2 separate regions of the Homo sapiens genome follow, and region 2 is linked to region 1. Evidence: chromatin loops called from intact Hi-C (ENCODE). Cell type or tissue: mammary epithelial cell. All regions are shown on one strand. Each heading gives the region's core, and the rest is flanking DNA. Links, peaks and the distances in the headings are about the cores only.

What was found. A loop is a pair of places that touch in the nucleus more often than their neighbours do. Peaks named below come from ENCODE experiments on the same cell type or tissue, not always from the same donor. Only the 100,000 strongest peaks of a DNase experiment are listed, where the experiment ranks them.
Region 2: a loop joins it to region 1, with 21 times the contacts of the local background. A loop is called at or near these places in 2 of 110 quality-filtered maps.

The regions. Positions count from the first base shown.
Region 1 is chr13:103,063,976-103,072,200 of GRCh38, forward strand. It overlaps SLC10A2 (solute carrier family 10 member 2), which reads right to left and starts at 2,442. Exons shown (of 6, transcript NM_000452.3): 1 at 1,898-2,442. The coding sequence starts at 2,274. In mammary epithelial cell, for the core only: a CTCF peak has its summit at 4,502; no DNase peak of the experiment used is centred there.
Region 2 is chr13:102,866,162-102,874,386 of GRCh38, forward strand. It overlaps BIVM-ERCC5 (BIVM-ERCC5 readthrough), which reads left to right. Exons shown (of 23, transcript NM_001204425.2): 18 at 101-220; 19 at 471-684; 20 at 1,952-2,096; 21 at 6,037-6,237; 22 at 7,098-7,182. It overlaps ERCC5 (ERCC excision repair 5, endonuclease), which reads left to right. Exons shown (of 15, transcript NM_000123.4): 10 at 101-220; 11 at 471-684; 12 at 1,952-2,096; 13 at 6,037-6,237; 14 at 7,098-7,182. Among named protein-coding and RNA genes, the nearest start is that of ERCC5, 24 kb to the left of the region's middle. RefSeq lists an enhancer at 1-726. In mammary epithelial cell, for the core only: a CTCF peak has its summit at 4,596 (motif pointing right); no DNase peak of the experiment used is centred there.

The DNA.
Region 1 (8,225 bases), core at 2,017-7,016:
CTGCTTCCTTCCCCGCTTCTTATTTCTGGGAAATAGCACAACAGAACTTTAAAATAAAAATAGTTAAGTCGGTCCCGCATGAGGAGCATTTATGAGATTAAGTGAAATTTATTTTGGGTGTGCAGTGTCTTTTATTGGGTCTTGTTGAGCTCTGGATAGGTGAGGTTGCTCCATGTTGCGTTACAGGGCTTATTTTGACTTGCTGGAAGGATTCATTTGCACGGATTTAGCTGGAGGTTTCTACCAAAGCTTCATATTCTACTTTTAGTTCTTATTAAAAAAAATAATTTATAGGAATTGTTATGCTAGGTGGACAGGATTACATAATCATCTCCTGTTTCAAGAGAAATAAGATTTCCTTAAAACCACAGAAAAATGTAACTTGGAGCTTTTAGGTTAGATCTTACTGTTTTTAGCTCACAGAAGAGAATTCATTTCAACAACCTAATAGTCCAGTACCACACACGTTTTTTTTCTGTCTTATAAAAGGGTTCCATATGTGGTATTACATTGAGGTACAAAACTCCTCTGCACTAAAAGTTACAAATATTATGAGAAAGCTGTTTATTGGGGGTCAAGGCCCAATGTTCCAAGTAGTTCACTTTTCTCAGTGTAACAGGTGCTGGCATTTAGAATTCTCACTTCTGTGTACCTGTGTCCAGGTCAAACTAAATTGAGGTCTAAAAAGACCTTATTGCTATATCGTGGTTCACAGATTAACTAAACCTGAATAGCACTTGCCATCCTATGTTGTTTTATAGGGCTTTCCTTAAAAAAAAAAAAGCAATTGCAAGGTGGATATCATGTGTTTTCTTATGTGAAAGACTAAACCATATGAAGGTATAGGGTTTGTATGACTTTTCTAAAGCTTCTGGAGAAACCAGCACCAGTTGAAATGAGACAGCAGGTTCCTAATTGATCACTGGGTACTCTATCAATCCAGTGTTTACAATTCTACACTTTGTGCTTCTCTCCTCTGCCAATAGTAGCTGGGGATGAACAGAGCTAATTGCCTACTGTACAGTATTTAATAAGCACACGTTGCATTAGCACCTGGATGGTTTGCAGAAGGAAATGCATACCTTTCAAGGGAAATGAGGAATTGTGAGCTAAGGAAAAAGACATTTGTCTATTCAACTTTTAGCATTAAATTTCTCAATCTAGTCACATTAATGCTTCATCTTATTTCTATTAGTTTTTTTTTCCAGTGCTAGTTCAGACTGGCACGGGATGAAATGGGCAAACATTGCAATTTAGATTACTCTGTAGGAAGTGGAGAAAACGTTTTCTGTTTATTTTGTAGTAAGGTAAGCATAATTTTAAAAAAGCTGCTATAGGCTTTTTCCCCCACTTTTAATGCCAGTAGAGGTGAAGCAAATTTACAAATTCTTCCTTAGGTTTTATACCAGGAAAATGTTTGCCCAAAGAACTGGCTATATTTGATGGAGTTGACCACTGTCTCACTACAGGTTCTAATGTTTGACAAACAGTTTTATTTTATGATTGCACCCAGAGCTCCTCATCATTACAAAGAAAGTGTATTTTGCTTTTTTTTTCCTGCTACCAACAGGATAAACCTCCTCAGCTGCAGCTTGTGGTTTGGAAAAGATTACTTTTTTAAAAAAGCTTTGAATCTTTTCCTAGAGATCAACAGCAATTATGCAACTCCCTGTTAACTGAGTTAGATTTAAAAACACAAACACAAAATATAAATCCCCCAATTCCAATAGCTAAGCAGCTGTGCTAGAAGGCACGGGAATGCATTTATTCTCTCCTGTTTGATTCCTTAGTCATACTTTAGATGCGTGGCAAATCAGTTGGACATTCAGAATGCCATAGGCTTCTGGAAGGATTACTCCAAGGTGATTGCAGTAGTTAGAGGTATAGATAATCTTACCTCAGGTCCATGTCGCCATCGACCCAATAGGCCAAGATATTGGAGGCAGTTCCTCCAGGGCAGCATCCTATAATGAGCACCACTACGGCCTGGAGCGGGAGGATGTCAAAGGCCACCGACAGGATGAATCCTGTGAGGGGCATGATTCCAAACTGACAGAGGAAGCCAACACAAATGCCCCACGGCCGCTTTATGTGCCCTAGAAATTTCTTGATTTCCACGTTGCATCCCATGGAGAACATCACCAAGGCCAACAGGATGGTCAGCACCGTACTTAGGACCACACTTAGGATGTTATTGAAATTGCTCTCAGGTACCACACAGGATGCACCAGAGCAAACTGTTGCATTGTCCACACAGCTGTTCGGATCATTCATTGCTGGGTCTGCTGCTGGAAAGGCCAAGTCCACAGAAGCGCTGGTCCCTGGGCCCTGGCTCTGCTGCTGGTTGAGTTAAGCAACGTTTACTTCTACCCCATCAAACTTTTAAACCCCTCCTAAAAATATGTCACTTGGTGTCTCTTTTGAAAGCCACCTTAGGGAAGTAATAAAAAACAATAAAGCTAGGATGTCAGTTTCAAGAGGTAGCATTACAACACAGAGCACGTTGTGAATCACAAAAGTCCAGCAAAATTATTGGTCAAGACAGAGAGTTACGATTAATCATTTATTGGCATGATAATGAACCATGCCATATAAAAAGAGCCACGTTAATGTTTAATGTCCTCGAGGGTTTGTTGGATAATTTCAGTTAAGTGACTTTTAAAATCAACTCTGAATAGTACAGAATCTTATAGGGATTGAGCCATAGGAACCATGCCATATAAAAAGAGCTGTGTTAATGTTTCATGCCATGAAGGTTTGTTGGATAATTTCAGTTAAGTGACACTTAAAATCAACTCTGAATAGTACAGAATCTTATAGGGACTGAGCCATAGGAACACATATTGTTCTCCCATTTCCCTTTCAATAGAAGGGTTTAGGGCCCTGAATAGTTGAGTGCCCTGTGCCTAATTATGTTGCAAATCAGGTGTCAGACTCTGAACTGGGACCCAGATCTCCATCCAATTTCCACTCCCAGTAGTTTTGCTACTGTATCAGTGTTTCCTGGAATTGCTTTGTAGTGTCCATAAAGTATATGGAAATTTAAGAAACTTCTAGGGTCTTGGTGCAAATCTGAGAGAGTAACATTTGGGAAGATAGAATGTTTTCTGTGTTTCCTGGTGGAAAGGAGTCTGACTTGCACAGCCACCCTCAACTACTTACACATGCAATTATGTGTGCGTTGTCATAGTAACAGAGTACTTTATAGATGGAGACAATACAATTATTTAGAGGGATGAACCTCAGAGAATTAGGTCAAAGTGACAGGATCTCTTTGTGCTTGGAGTCATAAATTGAAATTCGATTTTTTTTTTTTTGGCAGGGGGATTCCAAGAGAGATTTTTGTAAATGTCAAATAGTCGACCTCATGCTGGGCAGAACGCTGTATTTCAGTATACAGGGAAGATAAAGAAAGAGGTAGAGAAGAGATTGTCCTGTTTTCAGGAGTTTATAACCCAGTTATTGAGTTAGGACACAGAGTAATAATAAAATTGAATATTCCGATCATGATTCACAATTTGTAGGACAAATTCTAATTTATTATTCAACTTAATCATCTTAAATTAAGTAGGATTAGCACTCCCATTTTACAGATGACGACTTAAGGGTTGAGGAAATTGAGTGCTTTAGATAAGGTTAAAGGGAAATGAGAGAACAACGTGTTTTCCTATGGCTGGTATCTGGAAATACTGGAACCGAGCGTTCTGATTATGTGAAGAAAGTGGTCGGTTTGGCTTGCTGGGGATTGGAGTAATATCTTAGAACAGAGCTTCTCAAAACTCAGTGTGAACAGGATTCCCCTGGGGGCCTTGTTAAAATGCAAATTCTGATTCTGGAAGTCTAGGGAGAGTTTTCTTTCTAGCAAGCTTGTAGTTGATGGCGATGACACTGATCTGGGGTCACACTTTTAGTATCATGGCTTCAGAATAGCAGAGTGACAACAGTTGTACCCATATTGGTGACAACGGAACTTACCGGTCACAACTGAAAGCAGCTTTTGCAGAGAAACTCAATATGGGAAAATTAACCTTTTTCATAACTGGAGTAAATGTGAGCTGTGGCTAGCAGAATGGGCCACTGAGCAGAAGAGCTAATAGAGTGAAATGCCCAAACCACAGGTGGGGGTGCCTAGGCATTGAGCTACTGGGAAAAACCTGAGCCATTTCCTTCCAGGGCAACCGTGATTTGTACTTGTTGATGTGGCTATCTGAGTGGTCACGTCCTGCCTGCCTTTCTAGCACAAGTGGGGGCTGCCATTGTCCCTGACCTGGCTGCCTGCCAATTCCTGGGAGAGCCTTCTGTCTTTCCCACCTCCTTCCCCACCCCAACAGCTAAATGATAAACCAGGTAATATCCAAAGAGGCCTCCCCTCCCACTCCTAGGTGTATCATGACTTGGCCCTACCCTGCTGGCTGCTCCAAGCATTTCCTGGGACTGACCTCTGGCCTACTTCTGTCGGGAGCTGGCCCTCCCCAGGGCAGATGAGCCAAGTGCACTCCCTGCTGCCACACCTGAGCATCTGCACCTAGCCGCTCACACCTGGGCACCTGCACCTGAGCACCTGTGGCTGGCTCTTCCCCCAACTCCCAAAGGTGGGTGAGGCAGATGCCCATGCAGTGGTGATCAGTTTACGGTCTCTCTTTTCTGATTTCTCTTAACCTCAAACATTAGGTGAAAGGCAGAAAGCTAGCCTAGGATTGAACGGCAAATAGCCTCTTCACCAGGTCTGATCTGCAAAGGAAAATTTGAGCCCTGCAGGCGGGAAGGATTTGGATTCTGAAATTTCTCTTAAAGTTGGAAGGCTGCAGTGCAAGGCCCAATGCACAGGGCTCAAGACAAGCATATTTAGACACCCTCCTTTGAACTCAAATGGGTTTCCCAGGGCAGGCCTCCTGTTTTGGGCCATGGCTGCTTCTGGGTTGGCCAGGTGTGATCCATACTTAGGCTTTTTGCTCACAGTGCTGGAAGCAGGGAAGAAAAGTGAAGGGAGCAGAAAGCAGGTTCAGAACAAAGCTCTTCTCAAATTTCAGATGACTTTCTAAGGAGATTTTAGGCTCCCAGGGGCAGAATGCTTTGCATATAGACAACTTGCAAATGAGCAGTCTGTTTGACTAGACAGAGTGCTACAGTTCTGCTTAAAAAAAAGTGCCAATGCATTTCTAATTTCACATTGTTTTTACATAAATTTGCACATTAGGCTTGAGAGGTTTTATATTCAAGTATCGGAATGATTCACAATTAATTAGTACCCTTAACTTCAGCTATATTCAAATCCAGACACTGAAAGTATCTAAATATATAAAAATCATTCTCAGGAAACAACAGGTGCTGGAGAGGATGTGGAGAAATAGGAACACTTTTACACTGTTGGTGGGACTGTAAACTAGTTCAACCATTGTGGAAGTCAGTGTGGCGATTCCTCAGGGATCTAGAACTAGAAATACCATTTGACCCAGCCATCCCATTTTACTGGGTATATACCCAAAGGACTATAAATCATGCTGCTATAAAGACACATACACACGTAAGTTTATGGCAGCACTATTCACAATAGCAAAGACTTGGAACCAGCCCAAATGTCCAACAATGATAGACTGGATTAAGAAAATGTGGCACATATACACCATGGAATACTATGCAGCCATACAAAATGATGAGTTCATGTCCTTTGTAGGGACGTGGATGAAATTGGAAATCATCATTCTCAGTAAACTATCGCAAGAACAAAAAACCAAACACCGCATATTCTCACTCATAGGTGGGAATTGAACAATGAGATCACATGGACACAGGAAGGGGAACATCACACTCTGGGGACTGTTGTGGGGTGGGGGGAGGGGGGAGGGATAGCTTTAGGAGATATACCTAATGCTAAATGACGAGTTAATGGGTGCAGCACACCAGCATGGCACATGTATACATATGTAACTAACCTGCACATTGTGCACATGTACCCTAAAACTTAAAGTAAAATAATAATAAAATTAAAAAAAATAAAAAATCATTCTCTTTAATTGTAATACGGAATTGGAAACAGATGCACACCTGAGAGGGGTAGTCAGGAGGCTGGAGCTTCATTTTCGTCGTCATCCTTCTCAGTCTTTTCTGCTACATTTTGTCACACCCTGGGCTCACATGCAGGCCACCCTCAAGAAACCAGGAGCCGGTTCCTGCTTCTGGCCGCCTGGGCGCAGACATGAGAATTTGACATCTGAGGCTTCCCTTTTGTTCCTGTGTATCAATTTGAGGAGGCCAGGGTTCAATAGCTTTCTAGCATGTTTGCCCTGAGGTTCACATGATAAAAGATGAGCTTCCTATCTTCTATTGTGTTTCATCACAAATGGCTCTATTCAGATCAATGGCCCTCTTGGATTTGATTGACTCTGTTAAGTACTTTCCTGTGACTGAAGTTATCTCCCTCTCTCTCCTCTCTAGTTCCTTTCTACAGATTGATCTTTTATGAAACCTGAAAGTCCCACAATTAGAGCTCTTTGGAGTTACCACTGACCCTCTTTAAGGCAACAAGTACCTTGGGGAGAATGCCCCGTGAATGACTAGCTATTCATTCTTGAGTCTTTAGAGGGAAAAGGCAGCATAGTATTGAGGAGAAGAAAGTAGGATAGAAGAACCTGGAATCTACTGGATGGAAAATGCACTAGGCTTGGAATCAGAACTGGGTTCTAGATCTGCTTCTTTTGAAAATACTGTGCAGACTATTCAGGTTTTTATGAATGAATGTGAATCCTTATTAAACATCTGTAGGATGGTCCCACCACTTTGGAAAATGATTATAGCTAAATGTCCATATGCCCTCCGACCCAGCCATTCCAGTCCTAGGTTTCAATCTAAAGAAATCTATAAATTAAGTTCCCCAAGAGACATGAACTAGAATGTTCACAGTGACTCCATTCATAATAGCGTCAAACTGGAATCTATCCAAATGTCCATCAAGGGTAGAATAGGTAAATATATTGTGGTATATTCACACGATGGACTTCTATACATCAGCTGGATGAGTAATCTACTACCACAAATCTAATGTTGAGTGAAAGAAACCAGAAACTAAAGAACACATACAAAAACAGGCAAAGCAAATCTATGGTGTTAGAAGTTAGGATAGTCGTTACCTTGGCAGTATGGAAGATCAGAGACTAGGAGGGGTCACAAGTACCAATACTTCAATATAAAGTAAACAAAAACAAAAACAAAAATCAACCTGACACATTTGATAAGAAGAGATTGGGGAGTGGTCTGTGCCCATGCCTAGAGAAGGCAGGAAATGACACTAAACTTGAGAAGAAGTCAGGAGAGAATAAAGGCTGGGAGTAGAGATGGGAGGAGAAGTTGGGGGGTAGGGCTAGGAGGTGGGTAGGTGGATGGCTAGTTCACTTTCATCGTTTTAGCAAGGGTTGGCTCTGTTAATTATCCTGTATCTTACTCATTTTGTGTTGTTGTCAGTCAAACATTTTCTAAGTATCTGAAAACATTAAGTTTTCTGAACCTATAATTAAATACTTTTTGGTGAATCAGTCCTAGATAAACCTTCAAGCAAATCCTCTTCGTAGACAGCAACTATTGCATGCTTTCTGGTTCACTAGTAACAAGTAATCTTAAAGTAGAAAATTAATCGATGTATTTTGCTAATAGCTCCTGTTGTCTCTTGCAAGCATGGCAAACATTTTGTTACTCACATTTTTTGTCTTTGCTTTTATAACGTGGATGAATAGCAAATTCCTGTAAATCCATGACCTTGCGGTGGCTGATTATATTATTGCTGTCAGTTAATTGCTTCCTACTTCTCTGTAATGGGATTCTATAGCCACAGCTGTTGAAATTGACTTGCAGTGCTTCCCTGTTGAAGGAATAGCCAATTTTTTTTGGCTTTTTTTGCAGGGTGGGGGGACAGAATCTCGCTCTGTCGCCCAGACCGGAGTGCAGTGGTGTGATCACAGCTCACTGTAGCCTCCATCGCCCAGGCTCAAGCAGTTCTCCCACCTCACCCTCTCTACTAGTTGGGACCACAGGCATGTGTTACCATGTCTGACTAACTTTTAAGTTTTTTGTAAAGATGGGTGGGGGTGGGATGGGGTCAGGGGGTGGGCTGGAGGGAGTCTCACTATGTTGCCCAGAGTGGTCTCAAACTCCCGGGCTCGAGCAATCCTCCAGTCTCGGCTTCCTAATGTTCTGGGATTACAGGCATGGGCCACCACACCTGCCCAGAATAG
Region 2 (8,225 bases), core at 1,901-6,900, 200 kb before region 1:
AGCTTATTGGTAATTTCAGTCAGACTAAATGCAGGCTTTTTGTAAACAAAACTCATTTGGATTATTAATATAAATCTATAAATGAAAAAACATTTTATAGGAGGAGTTGGAAACTCTGGAGAGCAACCTCTTAGCACAGCAGAATTCACTGAAAGCTCAAAAACAGCAGCAAGAACGGATCGCTGCTACTGTCACCGGACAGATGTTCCTGGAAAGCCAGGTGGGTGCAGGCAGCTTGGGTTTCCTTTACCACCTTCTTCAGACCCCTGGGGGAATGCACTGCATGAAGGGGGTATGCACTGTGCCCCCTGGTGCTCAGGGCCTGGTGATGCCGTTCCCTGGGGGTCACTGTGTGTCCCTAACTCTGCAGGAATGAATGCATTACATGAAGTGGTAGGCACTGCTCCCCCTGTGCTCAGGGCCTGGCGGTGCCCTTCCCTGGGCGTCACTGTGTACCCCTCACTCTGCAGGAACTCCTGCGCCTGTTCGGCATTCCCTACATCCAGGCTCCCATGGAAGCAGAGGCGCAGTGCGCCATCCTGGACCTGACTGATCAGACTTCCGGAACCATCACTGATGACAGTGATATCTGGCTGTTTGGAGCGCGGCATGTCTATAGAAACTTTTTTAATAAAAACAAGTTTGTAGAATATTATCAATATGTGGACTTTCACAATCAATTGGGTAAGACTTCAGAGTCTTTTTGATTACTTTCTGACATTTACCTTCAGAGTTTGTCCTAGGAAGTTTTCTTTCCAAGGAACTAGTTTGATGCATTGATGGAAATTGCAGGTCTATGCAAATTTTTATATGAGTGATCTTTGGCTTATATAGAGGAATAGGATTTTAAACATTTGAATTAAGGAATTAAAGTCCTAGTATGTTTAGGTAGTTAATCAACTGACTTAGTTAAACTTTGACTAGTTACCCGAGATCTCCACAGTGAACAAAAGGTGGTGGAGAGGGGAAGCAGGCCGCGCCTGGGCCTGTATTCGGGTTTCTGGCACTGATCTTCTTCTGTTCATCCAGCAAATATATGTTTGGTGACTCCTATATGCCAGTTGTTCTTAACAAGAGGGAAGGAACAGAGAGTAAAATAGTAGGAGAAACAGATGATAAGCAGATACATAAATCATAATTTGACAGTTGGTGGTAAGTGCCAAATAGAAAAATATAACAGTAAAGGAGAGGAGAGAGTGAACTTCAGGCATCGAGAGTGCAGGTGCTGTTTCAGAGAGTTGTTGGGAAAGGCTTTACTCGTGTAACTTCAAGGCAGGGACCTGCAGGAAATAGGAAGCAAGCACTGTAGATAGATACCTCGGGACTAGTGAGTGAAAGGGGCTGAGGCAGAAGCTTGTGGGCTGTGTTCTAGGGAAGCAAGGAGGCCAGTGTGAGAGGAGGAGGGAGGAAATGGCAAGGGTTAATCTTAGAGAATAGGAAGAAGCTGAAACCCACCAGGGTCTGGTGTGCTAGGGTATGCAGGCAGATTGAATGTGGGGTGGGAGAAGAATGAAGTCGAGGAGGATTCCAGATACTGAGCAGCTGGTCGAGTGGACCTGCCTTCAGTAAGACAAGGAGGGAGCACAGTGGAGGAGGAGAAACGAAGTGTTCAGGTTTGGATATGATAAATTGGGGATGCTCATTGGATACCCAGTGGAGGTGTTGAGTTGATAGTTGAATATATGTGACTGTGGTTCAGAGAGACTCAGGCTAGATAGCTAACTTTGGGGGTCAGCGTATAGAGGGTATTTAAAGCTATGAGAATGGATGAAACTTTAAAAATATTAACAGAATGCCATTGAATAAAATAATTTATTTTCAAATAATAAGATATTTTTGGTGGTTGGATATAGATATAGATATACACACGTACATGATTTATATAATAAAATGTTTATAAATGTCATATAAGAAATCTTGATAAAAATTAAAAAATATTGTTACTCTTTAGGATTGGACCGGAATAAGTTAATAAATTTGGCTTATTTGCTTGGAAGTGATTATACCGAAGGAATACCAACTGTGGGTTGTGTAACCGCCATGGAAATTCTCAATGAATTCCCTGGGCATGGCCTGGAACCTCTCCTAAAATTCTCGTAAGGTCTTTTATTTCTTTAATTTGGATAATTGTGTAAATACCCAAATAAGCAAATAGAACTATTATTTACAGCATGAACTGTCATGCTGTAACATGTGAACAATGGTTCACTGAGAAAGCAGCAGAAAGTATTGGTTGTTTTCCATTTTCTAGAGATGATGAAATCAGAGTCAGTTCTTAGTGGTGCTGGGCTTATCCTAGTTCAAGGGTACAAAGCCAGTCCTGTGGATTTCACAGGAATGTAGAAGTTGCCTTTTCATCCATTGACATACTTATAGAGCAGCTATGATGTGTCAGACACTGTGCTGGCCCTGGGGAAAGGAGAGATGAGTAAGGCATAGGCCATACCCTCAAGGACTCCCCCCATATACTTGGAGGTGATGGAGAAGCAAAGCAAATTGTACTTGTCTGTGTGTTTGGTGTCCTGAGAGAGGTCAGCCAGGAAGCGACTTGGAAATATAATGCCAGGAATGTTACATCCAGCACTCCTGTCCTGTTTCTCACCATGTGAATCCCGTGACGTGTTCAGTGGTGAAGTCTTGCTCCATCCAGAACCCAGAGTCGTGCTATACTCGGGGTACATTTATCATTTTGAAGATTCTGAGATGGTAGGAGTTATGAGTATGTCTGGGAAAGTAGTTTTTTCTTTGTCCTTGATGGCATCTTTTTAAAAAATTGAAATATAGTCACATACCACAGAGTTCACCGATTTAAAGTGTACAGTTCATTGGTTTTTAGTGTATTCACAAGATTGTGGTGGCATCTTTTAACCGTCACTATGTCGTGAGATGCTGTTTGGTGGTGGCTGATTTAATGATCCTTGAGTGTTCTCTCCAGTTACATATCCTGTGTTTGAAAGATGCTAGGATGCTCTGACCTGAAGAGTCAGTGACTGGAATCACTGAAATGAACGGCGAAACTGTTGTAGTGATCATGGTCTTCCAGTCATAGCACACTCACCAATGTGTTGTATTTTATACTTTCTTCATTTATCTTTTTCTGATTTTCTTATTGTTGAGGAAATTTATATACCGGGAATGAGTTATGAGGTAGACATACGTCATGGTAGGTAAATAACTTGAAAACCTACAAATAACTTTATTATACAAATAAAGTAAATACATCATAGAAAATTATAAATATGTATTAAAAAGATGATTACAGTTTACAATTTGTTTATGTAATTTTAGACTTCACACATATATATGCATATACATTGCATATATATGTATACTCATTTGAGTGTGTGTATGATTTTTTTTATAAGAATGGGATGATGCTATATACTTTTTATTTTACCTGTAACCCATTTGGTATTAGAACAAGACCTATTATCAACGATGATATAGATTTATATCGTTTTTAATGGCTACAGGTAGTATCTTTTTGCGTCTATCAGGGCTAGTTTAATCAAGTGTCTTTTGTTATTTCTATTTTTAGAAAGGTATTAACAGACATTGATTTGAGTGTCCTTAATCTTCGGGTTCTTATCTAATGATTATTTTAGAATAAGTGAAATAGTATCTGACTTTTCCATTTGGTTTCTTGATAACTATTGAGAGTGAATTTTTTATGTTCATAGACGGTTTGTGTTTCTGATTTAGTGAATGACCTGTTTATGCTGTTCCACTTTTCTTTGTTCAGCAGTTTTTGCTCGTTTGTTGCCTGCTGAATCATTTTCATATTTGAGCAGTTTCTGCCTTTGGTCCTCCAGCTCGTTGATGCCAGATAGGAGCAGCCTTCGCTCTGCCTGGCTCAGGACATTTAGGATGAATACAGAGTAAAGAGCAGGAAGGATGGTGGGAAACCAGTAAAATCAGAATGTGGCCTCACTTTGTTTTCTGTTCTCCTCTTCTGAGGGCACCCTGGCTGGTGAATCATTCTTAGAGTGGGGCTGCATTGGGCCTGCAGGTTGAATTGAGCTGTAGTCACATTTGGTTTGGACTACACGGTGTATTCTTCTCTTGAGCTTTAATTTTCAATTGGCTACCAACATTTACCTTTGGGAGATTTTACACAAAATTATGGATTCTGTTGGGGGAAAAAGGAGAGCTGAAAATACTGGGCCTGAATTTCTGGATAGCCCCAAAATAGCTGGCATGGAGCAACAGCAGTTCCCCTCCCCTACCCCAAGGCCTTGGACTGGGCATGAATCCTTCAGTTTCATCACAGTTGCCTCCACTCCCCCAGCTCAGCTGATTGACAGACACCTTCCTCCTTTCATCTTTATGTGAAGTGCCAGGCCCTCCTGCTTGAAGGAGTAACCATAGCTTTGGCTTGATGAGCTCACAAGTGCACTGATTCTAACTGCCAGTCATGATTACAGTTTCAAAAACGAAAATCTGCAAGTAAAGTAGAGGAGAATTATCGGTATTCTCTCAGTGCACTCCTGGAAAGAATGTTGTAAAAGTAATGAAGAAAAATTATTTTTTCCTTTTTGCATTTTGTTGTTATAATACTTTGAAGACCGCAATTAGTAATTTCCAACGCTAGATGGCACTCCTGCATCGGTGAGGCGGACCCTGGCCCTGACAGCCGGTCTGAGTGGGTTCCTAATGCTGCACTAGCAAGCTTGTGAAGCGGGGGAGCCTGAGCTGCGGGCGTTTTTTCAGGTTCCATTGAGTACATAGATTGGTGAGGATTATGTTAGTAACTTTGATGGCATTTATTTTTTCCTAATTGTGTAAATGTTTCTGGTCAGTCGTCACTGCATTACAAACTACCTTCAGCCTTAGTGGCTTCACACAGCAGTAGTCACTGATTTTGCTCATGCCTCTGAAGCTCGCTCAGGCCTGGTGGGGGTGTCTTGTCTCTGTTCCATGTCGGCTAGGACAGCTCAGCTGGGCTAGGACCCCTTAAGATGGCTCGCGGGGCTGATGAGGTGGCTTCGGCCTCGGGGCCTGGGTGGACACTTGGTGAGCTTGGCTTCCTCATAGCATGTTGGAGCCAAGAGCAGGAGGTCCAGGGGACAGGAAGTGGCGAGGGCCTCCCCTAGGCCTGGCACGGCTTGAGTCACACTGGTCAGCCATGGCCGCCCTGCTCAAGAGGAGGCCACAGGGACCCCCTTCGTGATGGGAGGAGGGTCCAAGAGTGTGTCGCTGTCTTTATCCGGCCGATTTAGGCTTAGAATGGAAAACATTGAAAAATGAATAAAATATAAAGAAGAAAATGAATGGCTGTGTGCTCACGTAGAATATTGCCTAGCACACAGCGAAATAATAGTTGTTAGTGTTATTTATTTTAAGTATCTGTTTACTTTTCTCATATATGTGTTTTTTCCAAAACTGGAATCATACTTTAAGTAGAGTTCTATTATCTCTGTTTTTGTATATATTTATTTGTTTTACATACATATGTATTTATATATATATAAAATGTTAAATTTTAAAAACAGATACATGTATCTGTTTTTACAGATTTTTTAAACAAATTTAACATTTTCTTGGCATATTTACATTTTATTAAATATTCTTCGATCCATTATTGTATTTGATTTGAGGTAAATAATACAGATACATTACTTCCATTTTACTGCTGAGAAAGAGACCCAGAGAAGTTGTAACTTCTGTGGTATAATTATGAGTGTGGGCTCTAGAGGAAGACTGTACCAATTCCAGCTGTGAAATCTTGAGCCAGTTACTTATTTTTGAGTTCAGTTCCCTCCTCTGTGAGGTGAGGGTAACGATAGGGCATGGCTTGTGTGATGATTGGGCATGTGAAATATTTAACACAGTGCCAAGCACAGAGGAAGACTTCCATAAATGTTTGCCATCATTATACATTGTGGCTAATAGTACTAAAATTAATAAAATATTCTATATAGCATACAATTTGAGTTAGAACTTGAGTTTACATGTTCTAAGTTTAGTTCTTCATCCATAGTGTATGAACTATAATGTCTCATTGCTGTGTAAGTAATTGTTTCCTTTATTTTACAGAGAATGGTGGCATGAAGCTCAAAAAAATCCAAAGATAAGACCTAATCCTCATGACACCAAAGTGAAAAAAAAATTACGGACATTGCAACTCACCCCTGGCTTTCCTAACCCAGCTGTTGCCGAGGCCTACCTCAAACCCGTGGTGGATGACTCGAAGGGATCCTTTCTGTGGGGGAAACCTGATCTCGACAAAATTAGAGAATATCCTTTGCTTCTTAAAAGAGAAGGAAACACCTTGTCAAATATGTGTTTGGTTTAAAACTTATGGAAGAGAAACTTGGATCATTTTTTTCTTATATCCCGTTAATCCCATTTTCTTAATATCCCGCTCTCCTTTTCACTCTTTCTTCCCTCTCCTCAGTTGTTGTTTTTTGTTTGTTTGTTTGTTTTAAAGGAACAGTGTATCACTCTGTCACCCAGCCTGGAGTGCAGTGGTGCAATCATAGCTCACTGCAGCCACCACTTCCTGGGCTCAAGGAATCCTCCTGCCTCAGCCTCCTAAGTAGCACAAGCCACTGCATCTGGCCCCTCTCCTTAGTTTTAAAGAGGGTCTTTGTTTGAATAAGCAGTGATAAGCATTCATAGATATAACCACATACTTAAATATTATTGATTCTGAAAGAAGGAAAGATGACTAATCTTGTCCTTTTTATTACTGGTTGTCCTTTCCGTGTATATTTAAGTAATCATTTGGATAGATGTTTCAAAACTTGCACTAGAATTAATCCAACTACGTTTGATTTTTTCTCTTAATGAAATAGGCAAGATATCTGAAACTTGTTTTTATTCCAGTTAACCTTTTTTCATAGTCACAAGTCTTTGATGTCCTAAAGTGAGAGCTAAATATGTTTTATTTTATAGAATTGAAAAGAACATAGTGCCAGATGATTATGCTGGAGTCATTTATTTTGTTAGTACTTTCTTTTAGCACTCTAATCTTTATAAATAGGAAAATCTTAGGAGATACAGGGAATGGAATCAAGAATGGGTTCTTTGGACCTTTTTATTTGTCACTTGTTTAAATATCTTTCAAAATATTTATAAGTCTTAACTGCATGCATATTTTGTCAGCGGTATTTCGGCTGGAACAGAACGAAGACAGATGAATCTCTGTTTCCTGTATTAAAGCAACTCGATGCCCAGCAGGTAATCATGGTGGACCCTTCTCCTAAGTTCAGGATGAAGGGTAGGCTGTGGTTGACAGCTGTTAAAGACCAGTTAACTCTTATTTTGGGGCATAGAGCAGACATTTTGAAATTAGGATAATTTAGATGAGAGAATAGAAGAAAATAGAAAAAGAAAAGTTAGACTTTGGCTTCATTTTCTATGATCACTCTTAGGGCTGAACTTTGGAGTCCTTTCATATTCATTTTTTTCTTTGAAAAAACCAGTCTAATAACTGATTTCACACTAAGGTGTTTCTGATTAAATACATTACCCCTTGGGATTTACTTTCATTTTTTAACGAAAGGAAGTCTTCAAAGCAATTCTGATCATTTAAGTTTTTATAAGTACTAATATTTTTAAATTCTATAAACGAATCTTGAAAGGTAGAAGTTCAGTCATTATTGTGTATCAGTAGGAGAGGTTTTTGTGGGAAGGAGCCCTTTTGTATGACCTTTAGTTCCTCTAGGTACCTACTTCTTGCTTTATCTGTGAGTATGTTCTGACTCACACAAAACAAGCTTTCGCCCACACTAGAAACAACCCACAAAACATACATACAAATAAACCACTTAGCAGAAATGAGAATGTAGCTTTTGTGATAATATATTTAAATTAAACCCATTTTCATTAGGCTTGGATAATTTTGAAAAACATGAACAAAACTAAGACAGCATTTCTATGAGTTTCTCTTTGTTTTTTGGATGACTATCTACTGGAAACATTATAAACCAACCAAAAAGGAAAGCTATTTGTCTTAGTGTCTGGTGATTTCTTAATTTCAGATAAATTTTGTTGTAATATTTATCTCCTTTTTCATTCTAAAACTTAATGTGTTTATTTTTCCAAAATTAGAAAATGAAGAAAATGAATTAAAACTACTCATTAGTTACCTCCTCTAATACAGTTGTTAACATTTAGGTTAAAAAATTTTCCTGCATTTATTTGTGGCCATACTAAATGTAACTTAATAGATCTAATCCTCCCCCCCAACTTATTAGCATATTTTCTTCTATGTATTGTGT